Regions from separate parts of the Homo sapiens genome. Here region 1 is linked to region 2. The links are chromatin loops, found by intact Hi-C in ENCODE. Cell type or tissue: mammary epithelial cell. All regions are shown on one strand.

Region 1 (8,000 bases), 1.5 Mb after region 2:
TGGTGGGGCAAAAGTGAAAATCTTCCTCTTTCATAGTAGCAAGTCAACAGGTAATGCCTAAACTGGAAAAATAGAATTCGGACATAAAGTGAAGAACGTATTGTTTGGAAATATGATGGTGAATACAAAGAAATAGCTTTAAGACTTGCCTCTGAAAAGTGGGAATGGGGGCAATGAGTGGTAGGGCAGAGGACTGCTATATTTCATGTGTAGACAATGCATAAGTAAAGCCTGGATGTGAAGAAGCAGAGAGAGTGAGAACGATGTTTTACCTACCTTATACTTTACCATACTTTACCTTTGTTTCTGACATTTCTATGCAGAGCTGAAGGGACCTTTATCATCATGGCTGGGAAATCCCAAGCCATGGGTAGAATTATCAGTTGGTTAGGGACACAGCTACTACAGTTGTCCTTATTTCAGACAAGATGCAATGACATATCTCCTTTGCATTTTCAGTGATCCTCTTGAGGATATGACTCAGGGAAAAGAAGAGAAATGACAACGAAGGAGGTAGAAATACTTATCGCACAACTATATGTTGGGCATTTTATGATGATATCTCATTTAATGCTGTTAGCAATCCTGTGAGGTAGAAAATATTGTCATCATTTTGCAGAGGAAGAATCTGAGGTTCAGAAAAGTGAATAATTAATAATATGAACAACAATATTAGTTAACATTTATTAAGTACTTACTAAGTGCCAGGTACTGTGCTAAGCAGCTTGGATTACAAGGATTATTTCAAATCATCCCCATAGGAACCTCTGAGATGGGTACTAGTTCCCATTGGGCAGAGGGGAAAATTGGAGCTCAGAAAGCTCTCAGCTCACATAGCTGAGAGCATCAGAGTCAGATGGTCCTCACCTTTCACTTTTCACTTTTCATATGAGACACAGAAGAAGGTTGCTTTCTGTCAGGCAAATGAGCCTCCCTTAAGAGTGGGGAAAACAACCTGTCTAACCCTACTGTATATGGTCTTCCCATTTCATTTCTAGCTATGTGTCTTGGCCTCAATGACTACTTGTTAGTTGGTTTTGCAGAATAACCAAAGAGCTGCAAAGACTAGGCATAGTCCTTATAAGGACATTTCTTGTTTTCCTCCTCCTGGAATCCCTACCCCTTTCTCCTAGTAATAGCACCCTGATTTCCAGTTGAAGACTCACTCTTCTTCTATTAAGGAGGGTGTTGCATAACCTAGACTTTTCCAGTCCAAATTTTCTAACCTTCTGGCTACAAGGATTGATTCAGAAATGGTCACTATGACCAGGGACTTTACTGGAAACATTGAGAATAAGATGCTGTCTTTCTGCTGGTCTTAAAAAGATCACTAGATGTGGTTGGAATCAAGCCTGGGAATCTGGGGACCAGAATATGCAGAAAATTGCCTGAGAATAAAAACCTGGGAATCTGGAGGCCAGAATATGAAGAAAATTGCCTGAGAATAAAAACCTACCTGGGGAAAAACAGAGGCAAGAAGATTAAGTTCTTAAGATCTAGTTGAAGTATCTGGTTTCAGCTTTGTCTAATGATTCCATTGATAAACTTCCTTCTATTATGTGGGGTGGTTATTTGTTCCCCAGCCATAATCTGGGAAGCTCTTTGAGCTTGGGATTACCAAGGAATGTAATCCTTGGTAAGGGAGAAGGAAGCTACATAGATCAAGACAAGGAAACTGGGGATTAGTAGGAAGAGAAAGGAAACCCTAAGGTGTGCTTTGTTTTCTACAAAGGTAAAAATTTTAATTTTCCTTAAAATATTCTTAGCTGCCTAGAAGAAGCTGAGAATGTGGTGGCTCCCCAGAGTCATCACTATATTTTTTCCTTTTTTTCAGCCATATTTATTGCATGGAGGTTCCTCAACAAACTGAAAATAGGATTACCATGTGATCTAGCAATTCCACTTCTGGATATATATTCAAAAGATTTAAAACCAGTGCATTGAAGAGATATCTGCACTCCTATGTACAATTTAGGCATTATTCACAATAGCCAAGTTATAGAATCAACCTAAGTGTTTATCAACAAATGAATGGAGAAAATGTGGCATATATACACAAAGATATACTTCTCAACCTTAAAAAAAGAAGGAAATTCTATCATTTTCAACAAGATGGGTGGATCTGAAGGACATTATGCTAAGTGAACACTATGCTAAACCAGGAACAGAAAGTCAAATAATGCATGTTCTCACTTACAGAGGAAATCTAAAACAATCAAACTCACAGTAGCAGAGTAGAATAGTGGTATATTCCTTTCTACATGTTATATGTATACAATGTATCCACATTGTATACATATAACATCACTTTGTACCTTATAAATATACACAATTATTTGTCAATATATAGTAGGGAATTTTTTAAAATTAAAATTTGCATTTCTAACAAGTTCTTAAGTAAGACTGCTACTACTGCTCAAGGGACCATATTTTGAATTACACTGTGCTAGGTAGGAGTAATCAACAACGTAGGGCAATCTGGGACTAGTTCTTTGCTTCCAAACCTAAACAGTCACAGTAATAACCTGGTGTGGTAATTGGCAGATCACCCAGGGATGGAACCACTAAGTGAGGAAGCTGGCTTGGGGAAAATCTCACCATAGCTGATGGGTAGAAATTCAATATCTGTTTGAAATGAAATCAGTCTGAGTCTTGCTTCTCTATACATCAAGAGGGAGCAAAAAGCTAATAACCTGGGAAAACTGTGCATAGAAAGTATACATGAAAAATATATACCTCTACATATATATGTATACATATAGGTACATGTGAATTGATTCTTTGGTATCACCAGAAAGAAACCCTTAATAACCAAAATACTTTTTGTTTTTATGGTAGTCTTTCCTGAAGAATTTGAAAGTTGCTGACAGAACCCATTAATCTTTCAAAACCTCTAAGGGGCTTCTGAGTGTTGCTTGATTCATCTTTCCAATTTTTTTTTTAAACATACAGATACTAGGTTTTTCTCTTCGGTTCTATAAGACAGAAAACTTTTTGCTGTGTCTCCTACACTGTATGTTTCCTTTTGCTTTCAAATGACCCAGCTTGAAAGCCTACAAACCATAGTTTGCAGATCCTAATTTAAATATTTATTTCAGATTTTTTTCCATGAATTGAAATTTGATTTCTTCACATTCCCAGTTCTCATTTCCACATAATTCTGCCTACTGAATGCATAATAAAAATGCATTTTACAAAAGCTTCTTTTTGAGAGTTAAAAAATCTTGACACCTATTAGACGTCTATCTTGTAGACTAAGAAGAGAGTGACTGTCCATCAGAAGCTGCCAGCTTCATCCTCTTTGGAAAAGTTTGAACTATAATATTTCAAAACTCAAGAGTGTTGAGTGTGGACAGACAATAAAAAGACCCAGGACCCAAGAGTTGGCAAGAGAATAAAATCTACGCAACAGAGCAATTCCTTATGATGAGTTGTAAAAATAATACAATGGATCAAATGCTTTGTACCACAAGGTTTTTTCACACCCTCCAGGGAAATTGCCAAACTTACTTAAAAACATGGTAAATTGAAGTTGGTTATATCCATCCCCTTCACAAACATTTCTCTCACTGCTTCTAATCTCACACAGATGTGGCAAGAGCATCAAAGATTGGGTTTGACACATTTGGACCTACTTAAAAAGAAAGCTGAAATTTAAAATATTTTTGAATTTGTGCCACCTACTGGCAACTGGAAGTGATAGAATTGAGCACCGTGTAATCACACTTCCTGGTTGAGGCTGGTTGTGGTCTTCATCTGGGGGATAGCTAATTAACACATGCTTTAACTGGTCTTTAGCACATGTAGCTGATTTAGTGAGAAAACTGTGGATTGAATTATTTGGAGGCTAGTTTCCAGGCCTTGGAGCAACTCTTAACGATTCCTGCCTGGTAAACCTGATTACAAAGTGAACTTGGCATTTTGGGATTCCCTTCCTTGTTGATGTGAATCATAAGGCTTCAGTGTTGTTGAGAGCTGGTGTTCAGATGGCCCTGTTGTTTGTCCACTGTTGCATAAACTTCACAGGCAAGACCCATGTGTTTGTAGGTGTAATTCTAGAAGGCAGATAGTGTATATTTGTGGACTGTGCAAAATGAATCTGAGTATTGATTTGTATGGCATCTGGAATACATTCTGGAAAGTTCTTACGGGGACAATGTGTAATGATTTGGAATTGCCACCCTGGTGCACACAGCCAGGATAGTGGGGGAAGATCTTTCAGCTTGAATTATTAACTAGTTTCTGATGATAATTTTGACAGCCTAAACCTAAACTAGGTTCTTGGATAATCTCTCCAAATCCATACTTTAACAAAATAACCTACATGCAGCATCATCCTTGTCTTAACCTTGTAACTCCCCTGGCCCTGTTTTGTCATTTCTTAGTGTGCCGAACTTTACTTCAAAAGGTTCATTTCATTCCAAGGGGCAACCAGAGAGGGATCAAAGACTTTACTTCATTTTGCAAAGGCCAGCCTGGAAAGTTTATTACGCTGGGTCAATCTCTCTTTGAAGATTGCTATCTGTGGGTGTGAAACCTGAGTCCCTTGAAAGACAGATGAGAAAAGCTCTGGGGCAGCCACCAGACAAGAAGGTGTCATTTATACCAAGATTGGAAAGCAACGTCAGAGACGTTGGAGAAGATCAAAAAGTTGAAGGTGCGTTGGACATATGGCAAAGAGTAGCGACCATCTGGAAAAGTGGATATTGTAATGGGACAGGCAGCAATCAAAGGAGAGTTGAAATTTTAAAAAGGAATGAAATGAAAGAAAAGAGAAAAGAAAGAAGAAGGAAGGAAGGAAGGAAAAGAAAGAAAGAGAAGGAAAAGAAAGAAAGAAAGAGAAAGAAAAGAAAGAAAGAGAGGAAAGAAAGAGAAAGATGGAAGGAAGGAAGGAAGGAAGGAAGGAAGCGGGGGAGGGAGGGAGGGAAGGGAGGGAGGATGGAAAGAAGGAAGGAAGGGAATTAAAGGCCAAGAAATACATTGAGTGATAGACCAGTAAGCATGTTGAAAAATGAGGGCTGTTATAGTGACAGAACCAGCTCTAGGGTTAAGCCATACTCAGTTTCTTTTACTTCTGCAAACGTGGTATGCTCTCTGGTTTCTATGCCTTCATGCATGCCCTTCTCCCAGCTGGAATATTGTTCTGTTCCTGACCTCTCTGCATTTTCTTTTCACTGAACCAACTCCTCCAACTTATGTTGAGATGTCAGCTTAAGTCTTTCTTTCTCTGGACAGTCCAGGAAAGTCCCCTTTAGACCTGAGTTACTCCAGCTCTCATGGTAGAGTGCTTACTTCCTTTGTCATAGGACTTTTCATACTTCCTCTTATTGTTTAACACCTTTCTTTCCTGAGAGCCCTATGCTCAATGACAGTGGGAACTTGTCTGCCTTGTTCTCCTCACCACTACAACCTCAGCACCCAGCATGATACCTGTAGTATGGTAGGTTGTTACTTCTCATTTCTGGAATAAATGAATAAAAACAGCTCAAGGGGACCGGCCAAGGTATTCCTTGTGAAAGAGCATTCTATCAGTTTACCATTTCTGGAACAAGTTCCTTTCCATTGGGTGGGCAGAGATGAAGACTGACACCATCTTGATGCCTCACATTTTGTAACTGCAGTAGAACACGAGGTCAAAGACACTGGCGATTTTAACAAATCATGACTGCCCTCTCTTCCTTCCAGCTGGAACAAGGCTATTCCTTCAAATATGTCAAACTTTGCTGTTTTTGCGTATGTTTGGAAGTGTATGGCATCAAATCCTATCATGTACCAATCAGAGTAGATAAGCATGGTCTCAGTCATCTTCTCCAGAAAATATACTCTATTTTCAAGTGAAATCTCTCCTTAGAGCTCCAACAAAGGGATGAGATATTTTGCTAGTATAGCTTTATATTAAAAATTTAGATCAGATCATTTACCAGATTTAAGGTCAACAAGAGGAAGGCAAGTTGAGGCACTGGTGTTTTGCTGTGTGTTAATGTTGATATGGGACAGTTTTGAGTGTGTATCCTTTTGTAAATTGCAGTTTTTAATATAGTTTAGAGTATATTTAAAATTAAATACATACCAAATTTTGGGGAACCTCTGTAGTACTGATTTGAAAAACACCTCTAAGCAAGACACAATTCTAAATGTTTTGCCCATATCAACTCTTCTACTCTCCAGAACAACCCCATTAGGCCCATATTAGTACCTGACTTTATAGATAAGGACACCGAGGCACAGAGAGGCTGAGTAATTTACTAACTCACAGCTGGTAAGTGGTGTAACCAGGATTCGAATGCAAAAGTCTGACTCCATTTATTCATTCTTTTAACTAATATTTAATGTGTGTCTACTATGTGCCATGCACTGTTCTGGGCTGTAGGCACACAGCAATGAACAAAACACAAAAATCCCTGCCCATGGAGCTTCCTGTTCTGGTGGAGCTCCATTCCAGCATCCTCGTTCTTACTCATTACTACTGCACTCCTTCTGTCACTGGTTGCCTTCGACTCTATGGGAGAAAGGCAGGGTGATATGAGGGTGAGAGTCAGGAAGAGACAATTAGGCTGAGACTAGGAAGGTGAATAGGAGTTGGCAAAGAAGGCAGGGTGGGGAAGGCCTTGTAGGCACAGGAAACAGGTGAATTGTGGAGCTGAGTGGCATCCTCAGCATCATACCACCCTCCTCCTCATTGTCCTAGCCCAGAAAAGGGGTCAAAACCTTTGGTGAAATGGATTGCTGGGGAGCTTCTTATTTGACAAAGATTAATCAACCCGCCCCAATTTCTTTCCTCCTCAGTGTCCTTGCTGCTGTCCACCATTGTCCCTCGCCTTGCCTCCTACATCCTGCCTGTTCTACTTTGATGTCTAACTAAATCAATTTCCCCAACTCTTAGTTTTCCTGCTTCCTTCCCCAGCCCCAACCCCAATTCCTATCCCACATACTCTCCACACAAGTAGTATGCAACTCTCTACATACTCACCCATGTGTTCTCAGATTAGATGTGTCTTCACTCATTCCTGTAACATTTATTGAGTGCCTGCAATGTGCCAGGCACTGATTCTAGTGCTGGGTCCGTGTGGGAGGCTGAAAAATAGCTCCCCCAAATATATCCATGTGCTAACCCCTGGAATCTATAAATGTTACCTTACATGGCAAAAATACTAGAGATGTGATTAAGTTAAGGTTGCTGAGATGGGGAGATTAGCCTAGATTCTCCAGGTGGGCCTTAAATGCAATGATACGTATCCTTATAAGAGAGAGACAGAGGGGGAGATTTGACACACATGGAGGAGAAGGAAAGGAGAAGACAGAGCAGAGAGAAACCTGAAGATCCTGGCCTTGAAACCTGGAAAGTGACACAGCCACAAGCCAAGGATTTCTGGCAGTCCTCAGAAACCGGAAGAGGCAAGGTACAGATTCCACCTTAGAGCCTCAGGAGAGAGTGTGGCCCTGGCTGTTACCTTGATTTTAAATCCAGTGATATGGATTTTGGATTTCTGGCCTCCAGAACCATGAAATAATAATTTTCTGTTGTTTAAAGCCTCCAGTTTGTGGTCATTTGCTACAGCAATGTCAGGAAACTAATACAGTAACCTTTTTAGGTACATCCTGGAATTCCCAAGGTATTCCAGTCAATTCCCACAGCATCCTGTATTTTCCCTACTCTACGACTTACCACATTGTATATTAACAGCATGTTTCTGCATTCTCTATTAGACCAGAAACTCCGTGAAGGCAGAGACTACACCTCATTTATCTTTATATATCCCCAGCACTTATTTCACATTGTTCTTTACATATAATAAATGCTCAATAAATTTTTGTTACATGAGGCCAGGTGCTGTGGCTCATGCCTGTAATTCCAGCTCTTTGGGAGGCCGAGGTCGGGGGATTACTTGAGGCCAGGAGTTGAGACCAGCTGGGCCAACATTACAAAACCCTGTCTCTACTAAAAATACAAAAATTAGCCGGGCGTTGTGGCACACCCTGTAATCCCAGCTACTAGGGAG
Region 2 (8,000 bases):
AGTCGTATTATAAATAATTTAAAAACCAATGCTATCTCTTGTTCCTCTTCATCTCCCACAGTGCTCAGCACAGGTTTTGACACTACTTCCTCTCTAAATGAACATTCATTAAATCTTTGCTTAACCAACATAGCATGAAAGCAAGTTACCTGTGATCTTCACCTAAGTGAAGGCCTAACATTTCCATGTCTAAAATTTTAACAAGGCCATGCTAAATATCAACAGTCTGCAAAATCTCTACCCGGATGTCCTCAACAAAATCTTAAAAAAAAAATAAATTCTTGGAAAGAATTTCCCTAAGATTACTATTGAAAGACCTAGAAATGGACAGAAAATATGATAAACTTTAGCCTTTCTTTCAGAAAATAGAGGAAAACCATTATGATATTACATGATAGAAACAATTTTCCTAATATTATTTTCCAAATTTCAAATGTGTGTGTTTGTAGGCTTGAGAAAAATGATGTATTTTTGAATGCAACTGGAGAGGTTTAACAAAGAAAGCCTTTTCTGGTCCCCATGGGGGGAAATCAGCTTTAGACTGTTAGCACACACATCTGAAAGTTCAATGAACTTCAGTTAGTTGCTATGCCAACCAGCAGAAGACCTGTCCAGATATGAATTGATAACACAAATAAAATCTCCCCAAAGATGATGCTTGTTTGGCTTAAGGGCATAGTCTTTGTAACAAACCTTGACAAATCACAAGTCTATTGGTTTGGAGGATTTATTTGGACCACTATCCAAATGTCCTTAGTGCGCTATTAAAGTACCTTAATTTTTTTTTTCCATAGGAAATTGAGCAGTTGCTTCCAGGGGGATGTAGACTTTACTCTTTTTTTTTTTGTATTTTTATCTTTTCCTTTCCTAAGTATAAAAGTAGCAGATACAGAGAGAATTATTCATAGTTTCTGATTATAAGAAAGAAAGGGTGACTAGACTAGAACCGTAAACCTTGGGAGATGTTTTAGATTCCACTCTCACATTGTGATATGAAGTTGGGCAATTAATCTTTGTTTCTTAATGTCACATCTCTCACTCCCTGCCATAGGCAGAGTCCCTAAGCTGTCTGTATAAAAAGCCCTTGATGAATGTATTTGGAAGAATTTCTTTGTAGGTTTTGCTTTGCCCTTCTGTTTGCTCTATATCCTCAGAGTGAACTAATTTGGATAATATAATAGTTTACACCAACATCTAAGGGATTGGAGAAGATAAAAAATGCTAACATACTTTTTCCGTGTATCATTCCATTATTGCCACCTTGAAAAAAATTTGGTTGTCACACCCCTCTTCAGGAATCTGGAGTGTGTCTATTCTAAGAAATAGAAAAGAGTGTAAAAAACATGTTGGGAATTTTAATGATAGATATTATTTGCGTGTTCTGAATATGCACTGTAATACATATGCCAAACAACACCAACCTATGAAATAGAGTCACCAATATTGTATTGTTTGTTTTGCATACTATGACCTAGACTCACTTGCATAATTCTTCCTTTAACTTCCGGATCTCCACTGTACATTAGCTAATTTTTCCTTTCACCTCTTTGAGACAGTCTCCTCTTTGTTGAAGCCAACAAGGAGATCCAACAAGGTGTGGAGCAGATATTATAAATAGCAGTGATTTTAAATTAGATTCCTTTTTTTTTAGTTGAGATTAGGGAACAGTTTCTTGCCAATGGGCATAAGGACTATAATTGTAAATTCTTGGAGAAAGAAAATTGATCATCTAAAATATTCTTGATGAAATTCACCTTCAGTCAATGAACATTAAAAAACGACAAGGTAAAAGTGGACGTACAGTTCTCAGTGGTTTTATTTTATTCTGAAACTTTCCTATACTTTGTTGGTAGATCAGTAACAAAGGTGTACCTATCCTTAATCGAATTAGTCTGTTCGTTCTGATTGTCAAAGTGGGTCTTATCTCCTATGGGAAAACCGTAGAACTATTTATCTTTGATTCTTATCTCCCAGAAAGAAAAACAAATCTCTTCAGCCTGAAGCGGATTGATTCTAGACTTATATTACAAGGAAAGTCCAGTACTAAGAGATATAGAACTTTCCACTTTTCTGTTTTTGAGTAGTAGTTTAGATTCAAGAACTCATTTGGAGATGAAACAAAGAAATATCTAAATTAGGAAAATATTCATAGGGTTACATATTCCCATAGGTAAATTGATAAAAGCCATGACTTAGAACATCTGCAAGTTGGTGAAAATTCCTAACCTGCCTTCTCTCTGCTATATATCAACCATCTTTGAGCTATTGAAGGGGAGAATTCTGAATTAAAGGATATAGTTCAAAAGTGTTACTCAATAAATATTTGTAATTGTTTGTGATAAGTGATACATTAGTTATCAATGCCATTATCTGTTTTGTAATTGTGGAAGGGGTTGGTGGGAAGCATGACGGTGGTCCTGGGAACAGTGACAACAGCCAGGGCAATGGGGACGTGAATGTCATGCTGCTAGAAGTGCTGAAAAATGTAGCTGTGCACAGACGCTCCTCATGGAGTATGGGTGTTTTACACCATTCCCAATATCTCATGGACTGGTATTACAAAACAAATTCTGTAATCAAGAGTTATCTGGAAAAGAACAATGCACACTCTTTTATTCATATTATAACTACACTGCACCGAACCCAGTGGAATATATCAGTGAGGGGCAAACCAATAATTTTGTAGAAAATAGTAATTTGAGGCTGGAATGGAACAATCTGGATGATGAACAGAAACTTCTGAGCATCTGGTGACCATGTAAGAGGGAGCTAAAGAGTCAGCAATGATAGTAATACCCGCTTTGGTTTTCAACATGCTCTATGCTGGCTCCCAGTTTCTGCTGAGGTGGTGCCGGTATCTGCTATGGAAATTTATGAGGAAAGACAGAAGAGGTGCTGTTCTCTCACCTTCACATTAATCAAAGGAGCTCTATTTTTACCTGTCTTATACATTGAGTTTCTATGAAGGATCTCATTTGAAGAACCAGATCTATTCTAAAAAATAAAAGATTACCTGCCATAAAACCCTATTGCTCATTGAGAAGGCCAGAAAGAGTGTTTCGGCTTTGTCTTTGAGTCAGTAAAACAATAAAAGGTGAACATCCATGCCTTAATTTTCCACAGCAATAGCTTACAAAGTGCAGTCCCTCAGCCAACAACAGTATCAGTATCTCCTTGGAAGTTTTTATAAATGCAAATTCTTGAACATTACTCCAGACCTATCTAAAGCAGAAACTCCAATAAAGCCCAGCAATCTGCATTTTAACAGGTTTTTAGTTGATTCTGATGCATGTTCAAGTTTGAGAACAAGTGTCCTAGAGCTTAATTTAGTTTACCAAGTAAAAGAAATGAGGTGGTATGAATAGAAAGTCACTGTCAGTGCAGTAGTGCACTTTCTAAGGAAAACCTCTTCCAAGTATTATATCTTAGCTCCAGTCTAAATCATCATAGAGAGAATTGGTTTTCAGTTTTAGAGAAAGGAAAAAATGCCTCCAGTTCTTCTATTCCTCCAGCCCCATAAATATCAGTCAAAATAAAGCACTAGCTTAACAACTTAAAACCATTGAATAACGCTTTGAAACTCTATCTCGGCCCCAAGCTGCTTATTTGAAAATAGGTGGAGCTAATTAAGAGACAATGGTAAAGTCACTGACATGTTACAATTTGCAGTGGTTAAACGCAGTCTTGTATTTTGTTTCTAACAGATTCATTAAAATAACTGTTGCTCATAAATTCCACTCCAACTAGGTCACCAGGTGATGCACATGTAGGAACAGTGCTAGAAGAAACTGCAGTCACAGGGAATGAGGCAGGATCATAGGTTGTCAGTTTCCTTCCCAGAACCAGGGCATTTGCCATATCAGTTACCTTCCTGAAATCATGACCCATGTGGGTGAGACTATGCTAGATTACACTGGAGTTACATTTGGACTTTTCGTCAATTCTCAACCCTGGCTCTTCTCATTTCAATGATGTTATGCCACTAGATGGCTCCAGAGTGTCTACCTGCACATGAAAGTCCAGAGATTTGAAAATTTGAGTGCACTTTGTAAGCTTTCCGCAGCCATGGTCCTCTGCAATTGAATTCCACTCAACCAGAGGTGATGTCTCATTTTCTCTCCTCCGTCTTTCAAGAGTGATGGTGTCAACAGAAAACATGAATGCCGCAGACCAATAAAGCACGTGTCTTCTCCACATTCCAAACTTTAAAGTCTAGCTTTGAGCAGATGATATATGAATGCTGAAAGTGGGAATAAACATTCTGTTTTATAGCATTTCATAACTTAGGTGGTTGTGGGTTATTAGAAAATGTAACAGAACAAAATGGACCAAAGATTTCCCATGCTCAAGCCTTGCTTAATCAGAGAAGCTAAGAGGTAAGTTATTAAGCCTGACCTGCCTTTTTTATATTCTGTTCTGGTGGTGTTGGTTAGTGTGGAAACTCAATTTTTGTTTGTTTTAGTTTTTCTAAGTGTAAAAGTTGGTTTTTTTTTTTTTTTAAGTTTGTGATATGAACTCAGTTTCTTCTAGGCTTAGCTTTCATTTCTAAATTAATCCAATTTGACGACAGCTTCTAAAATGAGCAATCACGCTTACCAAACTCTCCCATTGTGATAATGAATTGTTTCTGGGATGGATACTTGAAGTAAGTGGAAAGCAACCATAGACTGAAATTACCCATCCAGAGGCCTGAGAGAACATGGATCAGGAGACAAAAAGCCTGAATCCAGAAGGAAGAAGGCTCTAGGGTTGAAAAGGCACCCCGTGTCAAAGTAGGAGCTTCACTTTGGCAAACCAAAGCCATAAAGAATTTGAAGTTTGGGGATACTAATTTTATGAATAAGCAGAGGAATTCAGTCTGCAGAAAGAAGAATGGGATGTGTACAAAGAAAATATCATATGCGAGAAAAAAATTTAGACTCAGAAAGATACACAGTATAGGTATCTGAAAAGCTTCCAGTTCCTACGTGCACTGCTTATACTTCCTTCAACCAAATGCCACATGTGGTTTTCTGAGACTTTACAGCCACTCTTTCCCCAACTTTTTACATTTTCCTTGAGCTGACTGTCAAAGATTCCCGAACAGTCCTTTGTTCTCAATGAACTAAAATTTAGAAAGCATATTTTATTGTGAGTCAACTCAAAATACTAAATTCCTTATAGTTGAGTTTATGAAATAGGGGAAACTGTCTCTGTATCTTTGGTCCCGATAGTTTTTTGGTTCTTTGTCACCACTATCTCCTGACAGAATGATGGTATTGGCCTCTGACCTGGTTCTTTGCTACTCTCCACCCTCCCATAAGAGTAACATTTTTTTTTTTTTTGAGACAAGAGTCTTACTCTGTTGCCCAGGCTGGAGTGCAGTGCCGCGATCTCGGCTCACTGCAAGCTCCGCTTCCCCGGTTCACGCCATTCTCCTGCCTCAGCCTCCCGAGTAGCTGGGACTACAGGCGCCCGCCAACACACCCGGCTAATTTTTTGTATTTTTAGTAGAGACGGGGTTTCGCCATGTTAGCCAGGATGGTCTCGATCTCCTGACCTTGTGATCCACCCACCTCGGCCTCCCAAAGTGCTGGGATTACAGGCGTGAGCCACCGTGCCTGGCCGAAGAGTACAATTTTTAAAACAGAAATCTATTTTTTCCACTCCTTGATTTAAACCATCTTTCCTATAAGAAAAAGTAAAGTAAAAGCCTTACAACGGCTTTCGGGTTTTTGGCCTGGGTCCTGTCCATCTCTCCAATCTCATCTTAGAGTCCTATTTCTTCTCTTCATTCTCTGTGCTCTAGCCACCCTGGCCTTTCAAGTTCTAGGACAGACCATTTTCTTTCCAACTTCAGAATCTTTGAACACACTCTCCCTTTTCTGTTAACTCCTTCGCCCTTCATCTTTTACTTCAAATGCTACTTCCTTAGGAAGAAATTCATAAACCCCTACAATAAAAAGACTTCATTTTAGCACCCTGTTTCCTGCATAACACTTATCTCATTTTGAAGCATTTATTCACATTCACTTGTGTCTTGTCACCTATTCTCCCACCAGACTGCAAAATCTATAAAAACCGCTACTTTTTAGTGTTTTTGCTCACAGTTGCGTGCCCAGTTTCAGGAAGCTCACTATATCTTAGTTGAATGAATGAATGAATGAATGAATGAATGATTCTATGAGTACTTGAAGAGAAGTTCTGAGCCTTGTAGCATATTCTGTGGGAATTTTTTGTGGTTGTTCTGCTTGATATTTTAATTTCCTTTCATTATGATGCATACTTATTCTTTTTTGTGAATGTACGGCTGGTACAATGTGTCTAGTTTGCATTGTACAGTTTTTGGAAAGCCTTACATTTTGGAAGTAAATATATTTAAGAAACACATTCAATTTGAATAATGTTTCATTATAATCAAGAATCTCAGAGATATATTCATTTTTGTGAATTGGAGAACATTTTTACCTGAAGGTTGGCATGAGGATGAATACATGACAAGATTAGAATTGGAGGGTGTAGGCAGAGACAATGGGAATTCTAGGCTATTCCAAGGTTTTGAGGATGCTTGGTCCTTATTAAGTGAATTTAAGTTTGCTTGATATTTTTTCAACAACTACTACAAAAAAAATCTGATCACTTGAATAACTTCAAAGCACATGAAAGTAAAATAGGCATTGCTGGTCATTTTAAATAATTTTAAAAGTATTTCCACAACTTTTCTTTGAGGATGTGAAAAACCAAGAAAACATGTTCAATCATAGCTTGAAAAAATATAGACAGGTAGAAAGAATTCTCTTTGCTATTATTGAACTATCTTTGCTGAGCTGAACTTATACTTCACCAAGAAAGTATTCTGAATTTATTATTTTCCATATTGTTTTCCTTTGATTCCAGTTTGATCTGTGAATACCTTTTTAAAAATAATCATCAGCAAAAACAATAGGCATATGGATACTTACTTCCCCATCATCTTCAATTTCCACATTTCATCAAATAATTTTCCCTCTATTACATCCTTTAATGTGCTTTTTGGCATTCTAAAAACCCAATGCAATTTCTTAGCTTATAGTATTGCTGTATGTCTATAAGTATTGCTGGATGTTTTCTCATATTTTGGGAAATTTTTCTACTTTGATTTCGTTGGGCAAGTTACACGTTCACTTTCTACTTTCCCTTTGAGGGTATTTGGCATTTATAATGCTGAGTTGAACCTTATGATATCATATCTAGCTGCCAATATTTAACCATTTGCCCTACAGAAATGGCAATTTCATGTGGAACATCCACATATAAAAATAGCTAACATTTATTAGTTGTTATATATCAAATACTTATCTACTTACTTTTCACACATTATTTTATTTAAACTTCTCATTTTATAATCTAAAATATTCAATATAAGAGAAATTAAAATAAATTACCGGCCAGGCGTGGTGGTTCACACCTGTAATCCCAGCACTTTGGGAGGCTGAGGCGGGTGGATCACGAGGTCAGGAGTTCGAGACCAGCCTGACCAATATGGTGAAACCCCGTCTCTACTAAAAATACCAAAATTAGCTGGGGTTGGCAGTGCTCGCCTGTAATCCCAGCTACTCAGGAGGCTGAAGCAGGAGAATTGCTTGAACCCAGGAGGCGGAGTTTGCAGTGAGCTGAGATTGCACCACTGCACTCCAGCCTGGATGACAGATCAAGACTCCATCTCAAAAAAAAAAAAAAAAATTACCCTAATAAAATCACTATTAGGTAGGGAAGCTGGGTTGTAAACCTAGGTCTGCATCACTCCAAAATCTAAGGTGTTCAGCACTACAGTGTCTCTTAAAGGTGATATCTTATTTACTTTTTTCTTATCATTTTTTGAAGATCATTACTGAATATTCCTTTTCAGAGAAAGCTACTATTAATTCAAATAAAAGTGATAATTTCTCCATGGTTCACATACAAAATTCCAAATATATTTTCCAGAAGCTATACTTTAACAAATATCAAGGTGTTTTCAAACATTTGAAAAATATTTTTTT

Evidence for each region. A loop is a pair of places that touch in the nucleus more often than their neighbours do. Peaks named below come from ENCODE experiments on the same cell type or tissue, not always from the same donor. Only the 100,000 strongest peaks of a DNase experiment are listed, where the experiment ranks them.
Region 1: a loop joins it to region 2, with 10 times the contacts of the local background. A loop is called at or near these places in 5 of 110 quality-filtered maps.

The regions. Positions count from the first base shown.
Region 1 is chr11:27,835,381-27,843,380 of GRCh38, reverse strand. No RefSeq gene overlaps it. Among named protein-coding and RNA genes, the nearest start is that of BDNF, 140 kb to the right of the region's middle. In mammary epithelial cell, a CTCF peak has its summit at 3,709 (motif pointing left); no DNase peak of the experiment used is centred here; H3K27me3 peaks cover 293 bases.
Region 2 is chr11:29,325,131-29,333,130 of GRCh38, reverse strand. No RefSeq gene overlaps it. Among named protein-coding and RNA genes, the nearest start is that of LINC02755, 270 kb to the left of the region's middle. In mammary epithelial cell, a CTCF peak has its summit at 3,979 (motif pointing right); a DNase peak (open chromatin) is centred at 3,850; H3K27ac peaks cover 646 bases.